Regions from separate parts of the Homo sapiens genome. Here region 1 is linked to region 2. Evidence: chromatin loops called from intact Hi-C (ENCODE). Cell type or tissue: ascending aorta. All regions are shown on one strand. Each heading gives the region's core, and the rest is flanking DNA. Links, peaks and the distances in the headings are about the cores only.

Region 1 (5,368 bases), core at 250-5,249, 1.0 Mb before region 2:
TCTGTATTTTACTGACCACCACCCCTCTACCAGTGATTGCAGGTTTCCATTCCTTTGTAAATTCCCTCCTTATCGTTCCTAGGAATAAGGTGTATCTACAAAAAGCCTCCAGCTAGAAACATTTCAGCTAGTTACTAAGGATTATCTGTCACCTTCCCCCTTTTTGATTCTGTCCCTCTTCAGGGATATCTACTTCTGAGATTTACACAGTCCCCAAAGCTGCAAAATGCACGACCCAATGCCAACCAGGGTCTACATTCAGGCTGTCTTAGACCAGGTTTCTCCTGGTCACCCCATTATCCATAGTGCCCCTGGAGGAGATCACTGCAGGAGGCAAAGCAGTTCCTTCTGTGCAGGGTTCAAGCAGAAGTAGAGAGGAGGGCTTTCCTCCTTTTTGGTACTGCACTCCATTTCACTCCTTGCTGCAATTTTTTTTTTTTAAGGCTAAATTTCACTTTTGTCACCCAGGCAAGAGTGCAGTGGCATAATCTCAGCTCACTGCAACCTCCACCTGCTGGGTTCAAGTGATTCTCTTGCCTCAGCCTCCCGAGTAGCTGGGATTACAGATGCCTGCCACCATGTGTGGCTAATTTTTGTATTTTTAGTTGAGGCGGGGTTTCACCACGTTGGCCAGGCTGGTCTCAAACTCCTGACCTCAGGTGATCTGCCCACCTCGGCCTCCCAAAGTGCTGGGATTACAGGTGTGAGCCACTGTGCCTGGCCCTTTGCTGCAATTTAACAGTCCTCCAGTTTTCACTTTATGTCTCTGGCTCCCACCACTCAAATGTCCACTGCTCAGATAGACAAAGCTGAGAGACAAATGCCCTGTAGAACTCCTAAGTTCTCCCTCCACTGGCCTCTAAGCTTTTGTGCTGGGTCAGGCTAATTTGCTTGACTCTTTTCCAGTGACTTCTCTTTGGGGAGGCTCCCCAGCCCCTTTTGCAAATAGATCCTTCCAGATAAGCCCAGACATACTGAATCCCAAGTGGAGGCTGCTATGGCTCAGGGTCAGACATTGAGTTCCCAGTAACTATTTATTAGCCATTCACTATGTGCTAAACACTGGGGTTCCAAGGATGATGGTCTCCTCTCATCATGGAGCTGCCTTGGGAATTTAGACAAGAGCTCTTTGAGCAGTGATGGCCTTTACCCCAAGGAGGGGTACCTCCTGCTCAAAGGTAATACCAAAGGTGCCAACTAATCACTGACTTGGCAGAGAACCTCTCTCAATATAACTAGAAGTTTCATCAAAGTTTCTTAAGCACTCCACCATTGACTGCTCTCCTTCACCATCCCCCAGGTTCTTACTCAACCACGTGCCTCTGTCTGCTTCTTTCCAACTTGTAGCAGCACCTTTCCTCTTCTATTCTTTGTTCTTGTCCTGGATGTCATTCCCTTTCTCCCCTCAGAGGCAGAGAGGAGAGGGCTGCTGGAGGAAGAAGAAAAGTGAAAAAGCTGTAGAAATTTGCTTCCACAATAAACAATACCCGAAAAACCTGTACATTCTTTTCTTCAACTTAAATGAAGAACCCAAGTGTGCACTCATATGAAGTAAAAAAGGTGCAAATAGGCCGGGCACGGTGGCTCACGCCTGTAATCCGAGCACTTTGGGAGGGCGAGGCGGGCGGATCACCTGAGGTCGGGAGTTCGAGACCAGTCTGACCAATGTGGAGAAACCTCACCTCTACTAAAAATACAAAATTAGCCAGGCATGGTGGCGGGCGCCTGTAATCCCAGCTACTTGGGAGCCTGAGGCAGGAGAATTGCTTGAACCTGGGATGCGGAGGTTGTGGTGAGCAGAGATCACACCACTGCACTCCAGCCCAGGCAACAAGAGCAAAACTCCGTCTCAGAATAAATAAATAAAAAAAATACAGTTCCTTTTTTTTTTTTTTTAAAGAAGTACAAATAGCTTTGCATGCAATTTATGAATTTTTTCCTGATTCTGATCGCTGGTGTTCAGTAGGAAAGGGAATCAAAACTCCATAAAGCAAATCAGCTTATCTGTAGATAACCAAAGTCTTCTCAGTGGTGTCTGTCCCTCTTGTGAAAGTACAGCTGCTTGTGGGAAAAGTGAGAGACCTAGAATACAGTGTATCTTTTGGGGGACATACCTCTGACTGTTACAGAAGCATGTGATTAATTTGGAAGGTAGAATTTCGGAACATCATATTTTAATAGGAAGCTTGAAAGGTAAGTAGAGGAAAACATCAAGCAAAGCAAAATACACCATTTGCAGAGTTCAATCAGATATGACTCAGCATTTCTTCATTGTGCTCATCCCCAGCTCCTCAAGCACATAGTGCCTTGCACACAGTAGGGGCTGAGGGAAATATTCGTTAATGCATTAATTTTAGTTAAAACTAGATACCTCCTAATCTCTCAGTGGCTTGAACTGGGTCAAACAGCAGAGGAATGGGGTAAATAAGGAAAGACACCCGGTAAAGGTAGAACAAGACCACTGCTTAATAAATATATTCGTTTTTGGGGTTATTATTTTGCTCAAAAGTCTATGAGGTGACCAACCCAGAATGTGGCAGTTAATTCTATTTACATTTTCAGTGTGGGATCCAGGTTTTCAAGTTTGTTATGTGATTTTATGCAAAACAATATGCAAATCCAGCGCATTCTAAAAATTCAGTCTGCTTTCCAGCCGCTCCCCTGGTCACAAACAACTAAGGTTGGCGCCGGGCTCTCTGGGATCCTTCGCGGAGGGGCAGAGCAGGCGGGGGTGACTGGCAGCGGGGCGGGGGAAAGGGCGGTCCCGGAGGCGGTCCCGGGGCGGAGCCCGTGACGCGCGGAGTCGGCCGGCTTAAGGGCCGGACCTCAGCGTCTCCCGGAGTCTGGCCGCAGTCGCGGCAGTGGTGGCTTCCCATCCCCAAAAGGCGCCCTCCGACTCCTTGCGCCGCACTGCTCGCCGGGCCAGTCCGGAAACGGGTCGTGGAGCTCCGCACCACTCCCGCTGGTTCCCGAAGGCAGATCCCTTCTCCCGAGAGTTGCGAGAAACTTTCCCTTGTCCCCGACGCTGCAGCGGCTCGGGTACCGTGGCAGCCGCAGGTTTCTGAACCCCGGGCCACGCTCCCCGCGCCTCGGCTTCGCGCTCGTGTAGATCGTTCCCTCTCTGGTTGCACGCTGGGGATCCCGGACCTCGATTCTGCGGGCGAGATGCCCCTGGGACACATCATGAGGCTGGACCTGGAGAAAATTGCCCTGGAGTACATCGTGCCCTGTCTGCACGAGGTGGGCTTCTGCTACCTGGACAACTTCCTGGGCGAGGTGGTGGGCGACTGCGTCCTGGAGCGCGTCAAGCAGCTGCACTGCACCGGGGCCCTGCGGGACGGCCAGCTGGCGGGGCCGCGCGCCGGCGTCTCCAAGCGACACCTGCGGGGCGACCAGATCACGTGGATCGGGGGCAACGAGGAGGGCTGCGAGGCCATCAGCTTCCTCCTGTCCCTCATCGACAGGCTGGTCCTCTACTGCGGGAGCCGGCTGGGCAAATACTACGTCAAGGAGAGGTCTAAGGTAGGACGCGCTCGGCGCCCTGCCGCAGCTGCTCCCGCGGGGACGGGAGGCACTCGGAGTCCGTTGTATGTCGACTTCCCAGGGCCGTAAGCGAACTTTGTTTTTTAACCAAGAAGTCAGCCTGGTTTGTCTCTACTCGCTGCTTCCCCCCACCCCTCGCCCCAGCTCCTCTGAGCGAAAGTCAACGTTAAGGGGCTCAGGTGAACCATGATGATGACCTTCTGTTGACTTTGAAATATTGGCTCTTGTGGGTGACAAAAGCCAGACAAGCTGTGGCTGTGGTCCGATTTTAAGACGAGGTTCTCAAAGATCCAAAGGAGGGAAAGGGTATTGGAAACACTGTGTATCATCTGAGACACACGTGTCCTCATGATCTTAAATGCCTACTTTAAAGCCACCTAATACTGCCCTTCATTGTGGTCAGAAGAGATTTCTACAAAAGCACTCAGAATTCTGGAGGCAGTTGTGATTTTGCCATGTGGCAGTTGGTTTGTGGAGTTGGGCAGGTGTGAAAGGGTAAAACTCCACTTCTGAATGCTGCTTCTGCCCCCTGGGACCCAGCACATTGTTAGACCATCTTCTTGACTGAAAATTCTCTCCTGATGCTGAGCCCTGCACCACCACCTTCCTTTTCCTAACTATGAATTGATGGCAAAGTCCACTCAAAACAACCAGTTAAGTGCTCACGAGAGAGTAGTCAAGCACCTCCAGAAAGAAACCGGGTTTTTGTTCACATAGCAGGAAGTGACTCCCTGGGTGGTAATTTATCTTGGAAACACAGGTAGATTGGCAGAAAAACGGGAACATGTAGGTACCGCGATGTTGGTGCATGTCCATTACTTTGGGATAGGCTTTCTCAGTCTTTCCTCAAATGATAGTTGAGCCAGTTTTCCAGTGGCAATTCTGAGTGACTTGCGCTTGTCTTATGGTGTGGTCAAGGGACGTTCAGAACTACGGAAAACTTTTACTGAAACAGCGAAGCAGAGTATACCGGCATGAGAGGGAAGATGAACACTCACCTATGTACCACTCTTTGACAATAAATATAGTATTTCTCAAATCAGTCTCAAGACTGATCCTGTCTCAGAACAGACCATTGTTCTCTCATTTCTCTAATACGCTGAGAGGAACACTCTGAATAAAGGCTAAGTGGTGAGGATTGGAAACGTGTGGGAGTGAAGGGGTGGAGGTGGATGAGTGCAGTGGGGAGTCACAGTTTGCCGTACAACTTCCAAGCCAAGAGGCCATGAATAGAATATCTGAAAGCATCGTTATTAATGCACCCAAGTAAAGTAAATCTTAGAAGATACTGCTTTCTAAATTTTACTTTGGGGAAAAAAATTCCGCGTGAGCTGAACTCTGTAGGAGATTGATGCTAAAGTGTTTCTTTATTCTTCTTCCATCATGTTGGTGGTGGATTAGTCACTCGTCTTTGACTAGTTTGATTTTTGCATTAAATGACCTTGCTGTCTTCTGTGGTGGAGGTGTGTCGGGGAGGGGAAGGGTCAGCCTCAGTGTTGCTGAGATGCTGGTAGTTTCTACCTGGAAGAGCAGACGGCTTCTTATTGGGTTTTTAAATGTTTCTTGTAAATTTAGGTGTTAGGAGTTTTTCTTCATCATTCTAGGAGCAGAATTTGCTCTGAGGGAGGTCAGGATTAATTGGTATGGAAAGAGGCCACTAACATTGAAAGTTAAATATTTTTATTTAGCTTTGACTTAATGGATAGGGATAGGGTTTCAGACTAGAATTTAACTCAAATGGAAGGAAAAACACTGTGTAAGTTAGGGTAAGGGAAAGAAAGATCCTGTAGATATGATTCATCAATTTTAGGTTATCTTTTGGGTG
Region 2 (5,368 bases), core at 135-5,134:
ATAAAGAACGCACTCATGCACAGGCTATGAAGTTTCCCCTAGAAATTAATTCTATCTCCGAGATTCTTATCTCAGAGAAATTCCTAAAATGGCACACGAATAGGCCTTTGCTAGAGAGATTACTGGGGCCATCCCAGTAAACATATTTATTAACAACAGAACTGGGAAGAAGGAAGGAAGGAAGGAAGGAAGGAAGGAAGGAAGGAAGGAGGGAGGGAGGGAGGGAGGGAGGGAGGGAGGGAGGAGGGGAGGGGAAGGAGGGAGGAGGGGAAAGGAGGGAGGAGGGGAAGGGAGGGAGGGAGGAGGGAAGGGGAGGGGAGGGGAGGGGGAAGAAAACCAATTATAAACCTCAGATTTCAAAAAGTATTCATCTTCATGTTAGATAAAAAATAATTTTTAAAATCCTTGCACAATGCTCTGAGAAATTATTTTTTCTACTACAAGAGTAAAGTGTGAATTCTTCATGAAACACTGATACTTCTTAAGAAGTAAATACTCATTTTAGCTGTATGAGTTGTCAGATTTTCTACAGTTTGGGAGCAATAGTTAATGCTATACACATTTAACATCTTTAAAAACTGGATTATGTATGATTTACTCTCTGATATATGATGTTTACAGAATCATCTAGAGTTCAGAATTAGTCAATTATGTATCTACTTAACAAAAGTATTTCCTTAATCCTGACAATTGTGCCTTCCCTATCGTATGAAAGAAATAAGCAACAGTACAATAGAAGCCTTTTAAATGAATGGATGTCTGAATATCCCCTTATCGTCTTCTGATGTAAGCTATAGGTTAAATATTATGTTGCATCAAAAATAAAACTATGTTATAATAATTAAATCTTGCAACTAAGCACATCCTTTGTCTTCTTTTCAAGTTCACTTAAGCCTGTGAGGAAAATCAACGCGCCTGCTGCGGGTGGGGGTGCATATATCTTACTGTATTTGTTTTCCTCATGAATCAGTGGGTGACGTTTCATACTTCCTACTGCGCCTTTCCTCTTCGGAGACAGAAAGAGATATCCACTTTGCTCAAACCAATATGCTATATGCAATTAATGTCATTAACGTTGCCAATTAATAGTAAATAGGATTCCAAAGAAAGTAGGCTGGGTGGACAGCAGGAGGGAAAACCACGTTGGTGGTGATGGGGAGGGGGTGCTGAGTTACTCTGAAAATCTATCAATGCTACTCACGTAGAACAGTTACGGGTATTTTGAACACAAACTCCCTTTCCCTGTGGCTGTACTAGTTTAACTAACTTCAAATAGACATGCTCGACTGAGCCCCTTGCTTGGATATGCAATTCTCACCAGGAACTTTTTAAAACACAGATCCCCAAACAGTAACTAACGGGGCATAGATGCTCCAACTGCTGACACATTTTGGATCTCGCTGTTTGTTTGCTTATTTGGATTTGAGGGTTTTCTTCTTTATTTTTCTTTTTCCTTTGGGAGGGGTATGGAGAGGAGGGGAAGATGAGAGCGGAGGGCAGAGCGGGAGACCCACAAGTTGCCGAGCGGAGGGCGCAGCCCGGGAGGCAGGGAGGCGGCGGCCGCGCTCCTCTGGGCTCGGCCCGGCCTAGCTGCTCGCGCGGAGACGGAGCCGGCCCCTCCGCGACACATTCCGGGCCTGGCGCGAGCTCCGCGCTCCCCGCCCCCGGCCTCCTCCTCCTGCTCCTCGCCTCCTCCCCCTGCTCGCCGCCTTCCCTCCCCCTCCCCAGCCTCATTCCCTTCCTCGAGAGCAGCTGCTAGGGGACCTGCGGCGGCCCCGGGGATCCCCGGCCCCCCACCCTCGCTGCTGCTCCCGTCACACGGCAGCGCCTTCGCATCTGTTTGTTTCTTTTTCTTTTTCTCTTTTCTGTTTCTTTCTTCTTTTTTTTTTTTTTTTTGTCAGTGAGTCACTCTATTCGCCGAGCCGAGGAGGTGCGACTGCTCAGAGAGCCCGGCCGCCGCCAGAGCCTCTCGCTGCCGCAGCCGCCGCGGGGACAATGCGCGGGGCCCCGGGCGAGCGCTGCGCCCAGACGAGGTCCCCGCGGGCTCGCGGCCCAGGAGGCGGGCGGGCTGCGGAGAGGGGCCCTCGGCGGCGGAGGCGGCGGCGGCGGGAGCAGCGGCCCGGCGGCAGGTTCAATAAACAGAAAAGTGTTACCGTTCTCGCCTGGAAGGATCCTGCTGAAAGCTGGGCTTGGTGGGCGCCATCTTCCTGCTATTTTTTTTCCTCTCTTACTTTTTGCCTCTCTCCCCCCTCCCGGGTGGGGGGCGTGGGCGGGCGGGGGTGTGCGTGTGCGTGGGGTGGCGGGAGAGTGCGGCCGTGCGCGGCGCTCTGGGCTGCCCGGCGGGCGGTGGCCGGGGCCGGGGCCGTGGCCGTGGCCGTGGCGGCGGCGGCGGCGGCGGCGGCGGCCGTGCTGCTGAGGTGGGGAGGCTACGGAAAAGTAGTGGGGCCGGAGCCTCGCGGGCGGCCGGCCGTCCCCTCGCGCCGCCGGTGCTCCCAGCCGTGGGTCGCCGCTTCCGCCGCCGCCTGCGCCTTCTCCTCCCGCTGCTCGCCCGGCGCCGCCGCCGTCCATGCGCCGCAGAGCGCCCGCGGCCCGGGCCGCCCCGGCTCCCGAGGCATGCCCGGCGCGGAGACAGGCGACCGGCGGCGGCGGCGGAGGAGGAGGAGGGGGAGGCGGCGGCGGCGGCGGGGGGAGGCGGCCGCGCGGTCCCGCGGGCAGCCCGGCCCAGGGCCCCGCCGCCTCCGGGTTCTCACCCCCGCGCCGCCACCCGCCCCCGCCCCCGTCCCCCGTCACCCCTTTCTACCACCCGGAGCAGCCCGGTGGCAGGTGGGGCGCACACCCTCCCTGCGGGGGGCGCGGGGTCTAGGCCGGGAGGAGCGGGAAGGGGGAGGACACGCGGGGGGTTCCAGCTTGACCGCTGTGAAAGTATTTCTGGGCATTTTCCAGCTGCTTTGCTCCAGAGCGCTCTCTCGTACGCAGACACACACCTCCCCCCCCTTCTCTCTCTCTCTCTCTCTCTCTCTCTCTCTCTCTCTCAATTTCTCTCTCTCTCTCTCTCTCTCTCTTTCTCGTTGGGGGACTGGGAGGCTCGGCTGCCGGCGCAACAACGCCACTCAGTTGCAGTTTCAAACACTTCCCTTCTCTGGAGTATTGCAGCCAGGAGGAAAGAAAGAAACAGAAAAAGGAACTGGGAGGCCACAGGAGCGAGCTGGGGCAGGACACAGTCCCGGGAGCTCCTTGGGGGCAGCGGAAATCAATACGGATGGGGGGTGCGCTGGCCCAAGCAGATGGGCCCAAGAGCCCCGTGGGCGGTGCAGCAGCAGCACAAGCACCTTGTGGCTCTGGCGCTCTCAGCAGCGTTCCCAAAGCCGGAGCATCTGCATCAGTCACGGACGTACAGGAGTGCAGACCCCAGGGTTCACAGGTGAATCCCCGCGCGTTTAAACTCACATACAGAAGCCCCTCCCGACTCGGGTCCCGGGACTTGGGACCGGACTGCCACCCTCTGGGATCTAGCCCAGCCGCACCCCGGTTTGACAGTTCAGCAAGGCCTAGAGAAAGGCTGGCTACTCAGTGCAGGGCCCGGGCTAGAATCCTGTTACCTGGGTAGACCCTGGTCAGAGCGTTTTCTCCACTAAACCAATCAGAAGCGTGTGGACAGCTTTTTACGCAGAGACTTGGGTCAGTCATGTGTCAACCAGGCAAGTAGAAAGGACTCCCAAAGCATTTCCACTTTGAATGAATGAAAGCGCCTGATGGAAAACATCAGTCCTGTGTGAGGTTCTGCATTTGACTTTAAGCTTAAGAAAAAAATAAAGACCTGAAAAGGGGTCCTCCATTCGGTCTCTACGACTCCAGTAAAGTAGGGCTGGGAGTTGGAAACTTCCAAAGGAACACATAAATGTTTTTCGTGGTAGAGGTGTTTAATCTGCATGATGGTGTTTAAGTTCTCTTTGGAGTACACTCTACAGGTAGGAGAGAATGAGAAATGAACTGGAGTGGAGAGTGTTATGGACAAGATATACATGGGCTGGCAGAGAAGGGAAAAAGTTGCCAGTTCAAAGTTTTGGCTCCAGGACACCCAGTCTAGGGGGTTTCTGCCCGAAGATGACAAATGAGAGAAGCTTGTAGTCTCCCAAGAGGCCACTCTTTGCTTGAAAAACCCCCCACTCCTGTCACTCCCGCGGCGGACTCCTCAAAAGTACTTAAAAATAATTTTTTGGTAAAATGATATGTCACCATTCACTTAACAAACAAATCCAGATGGAAACAAATCCAAGCGGAAACTAAGTCTGTCCTTCAGAACCCCACAATCCTGTTGAGGTGCCAGAGGACAGGGGACTCCTGACTCAGACCCTACCTCCAACACCTGCCAATGACCTTGACCTACACGGCTCACTCTCTGCCCCCCTCCCCCTATTTTGACTAAAAGACAGTAACAGGTGTCATCATGTCTTAGTAACAAAATCAAAGAAGGCTACATTTTTCACAGCTATCATCTTCTCTTCTGCCAATATAACATAAAAATCGAAGGAGGGAATAATACACCCCAAAGGCTAAAGTTTAGAGATGCTAGAAAAAAAAAAAAAAAAGCCTTAGTCTTTAGAACTGCAGTGGGATTCAGAGACTTCATAAGGTGCCCAAATTCAAAGTTGAAAGTGGAAAGCACCAGTGCAGCTCTCAGTGCTGAGGTGGCAGACTGTAGGGGACTGCCCCTGGTGCTCCTGCCTTGAGGGAAAATTCTCTCTGAGGTGATCTTTATGGTAAAGGATAACAACACTCAGAGCAAACCTGATGGCAGAAAATTCCTAATCCCCCACCCTTTTATGCCCAATTTATATGGTATAAGTTAGCTCAAGTTCCCGGAGGTCCCTGAAATCTTCCAAAGGCCATCTGACATTTCTGACCCTTGACTCCCTACTTCACAGACCATACTATTGTGACCATTGCCTGCACTTCCTAGTTAAAGTGACCGCCAGATACTATTGTCATTTAAATGTTGTATAAGTGACCAAAAAAACATACCTGAACCATGAAAAGGAAAAATCTAATTCTTTTCTAGTCTTTCATGTTTGAAAGAGTCCCAGATCTTTTGTATTAAAGATTCCTGTAATCACTGAAGTAAAACAAGACTAAAATAATTTAAATCAAAAATCCCTTTGACAAGGAATAGCCCCTTTTTGAGTTATTTTCCAAACTCTTTAAAAAAAAAAAAAAACTTCAGACAGTACACAGAGCATATAATGAAGTCTTCTACAGAATATTTGGAATACTGGACATCAACTTGGAAAACACTCAGTGTGTTATGCAAAATCTGCTCTGGTCACTGGGCCATTGCTTGGAAGGCACAAAATATGGCAGTGATAGATTA

Evidence for each region. Peaks named below come from ENCODE experiments on the same cell type or tissue, not always from the same donor. Only the 100,000 strongest peaks of a DNase experiment are listed, where the experiment ranks them.
Region 1: it touches region 2 in a loop (2.9-fold over the local background); 4 of 110 quality-filtered maps call a loop at or near these places.

The regions. Positions count from the first base shown.
Region 1 is chr14:33,948,550-33,953,917 of GRCh38, reverse strand. EGLN3 (egl-9 family hypoxia inducible factor 3) reads left to right here and starts at 2,844. Exons shown (of 5, transcript NM_022073.4): 1 at 2,844-3,522. The coding sequence starts at 3,166. RefSeq lists a silencer at 2,707-2,786 and an enhancer at 2,907-3,076. In ascending aorta, for the core only: no CTCF peak of the experiment used is centred there; DNase peaks (open chromatin) are centred at 2,767, 3,317 and 3,457; H3K4me3 peaks cover 3,020 bases; H3K27ac peaks cover 2,411 bases.
Region 2 is chr14:32,936,152-32,941,519 of GRCh38, reverse strand. NPAS3 (neuronal PAS domain protein 3) reads right to left here and starts at 2,641. Exons shown (of 12, transcript NM_001164749.2): 1 at 2,154-2,641. The coding sequence starts at 2,203. In ascending aorta, for the core only: a CTCF peak has its summit at 3,091; DNase peaks (open chromatin) are centred at 1,679, 2,959, 3,147 and 3,445; H3K4me3 peaks cover 2,727 bases; H3K27ac peaks cover 2,301 bases.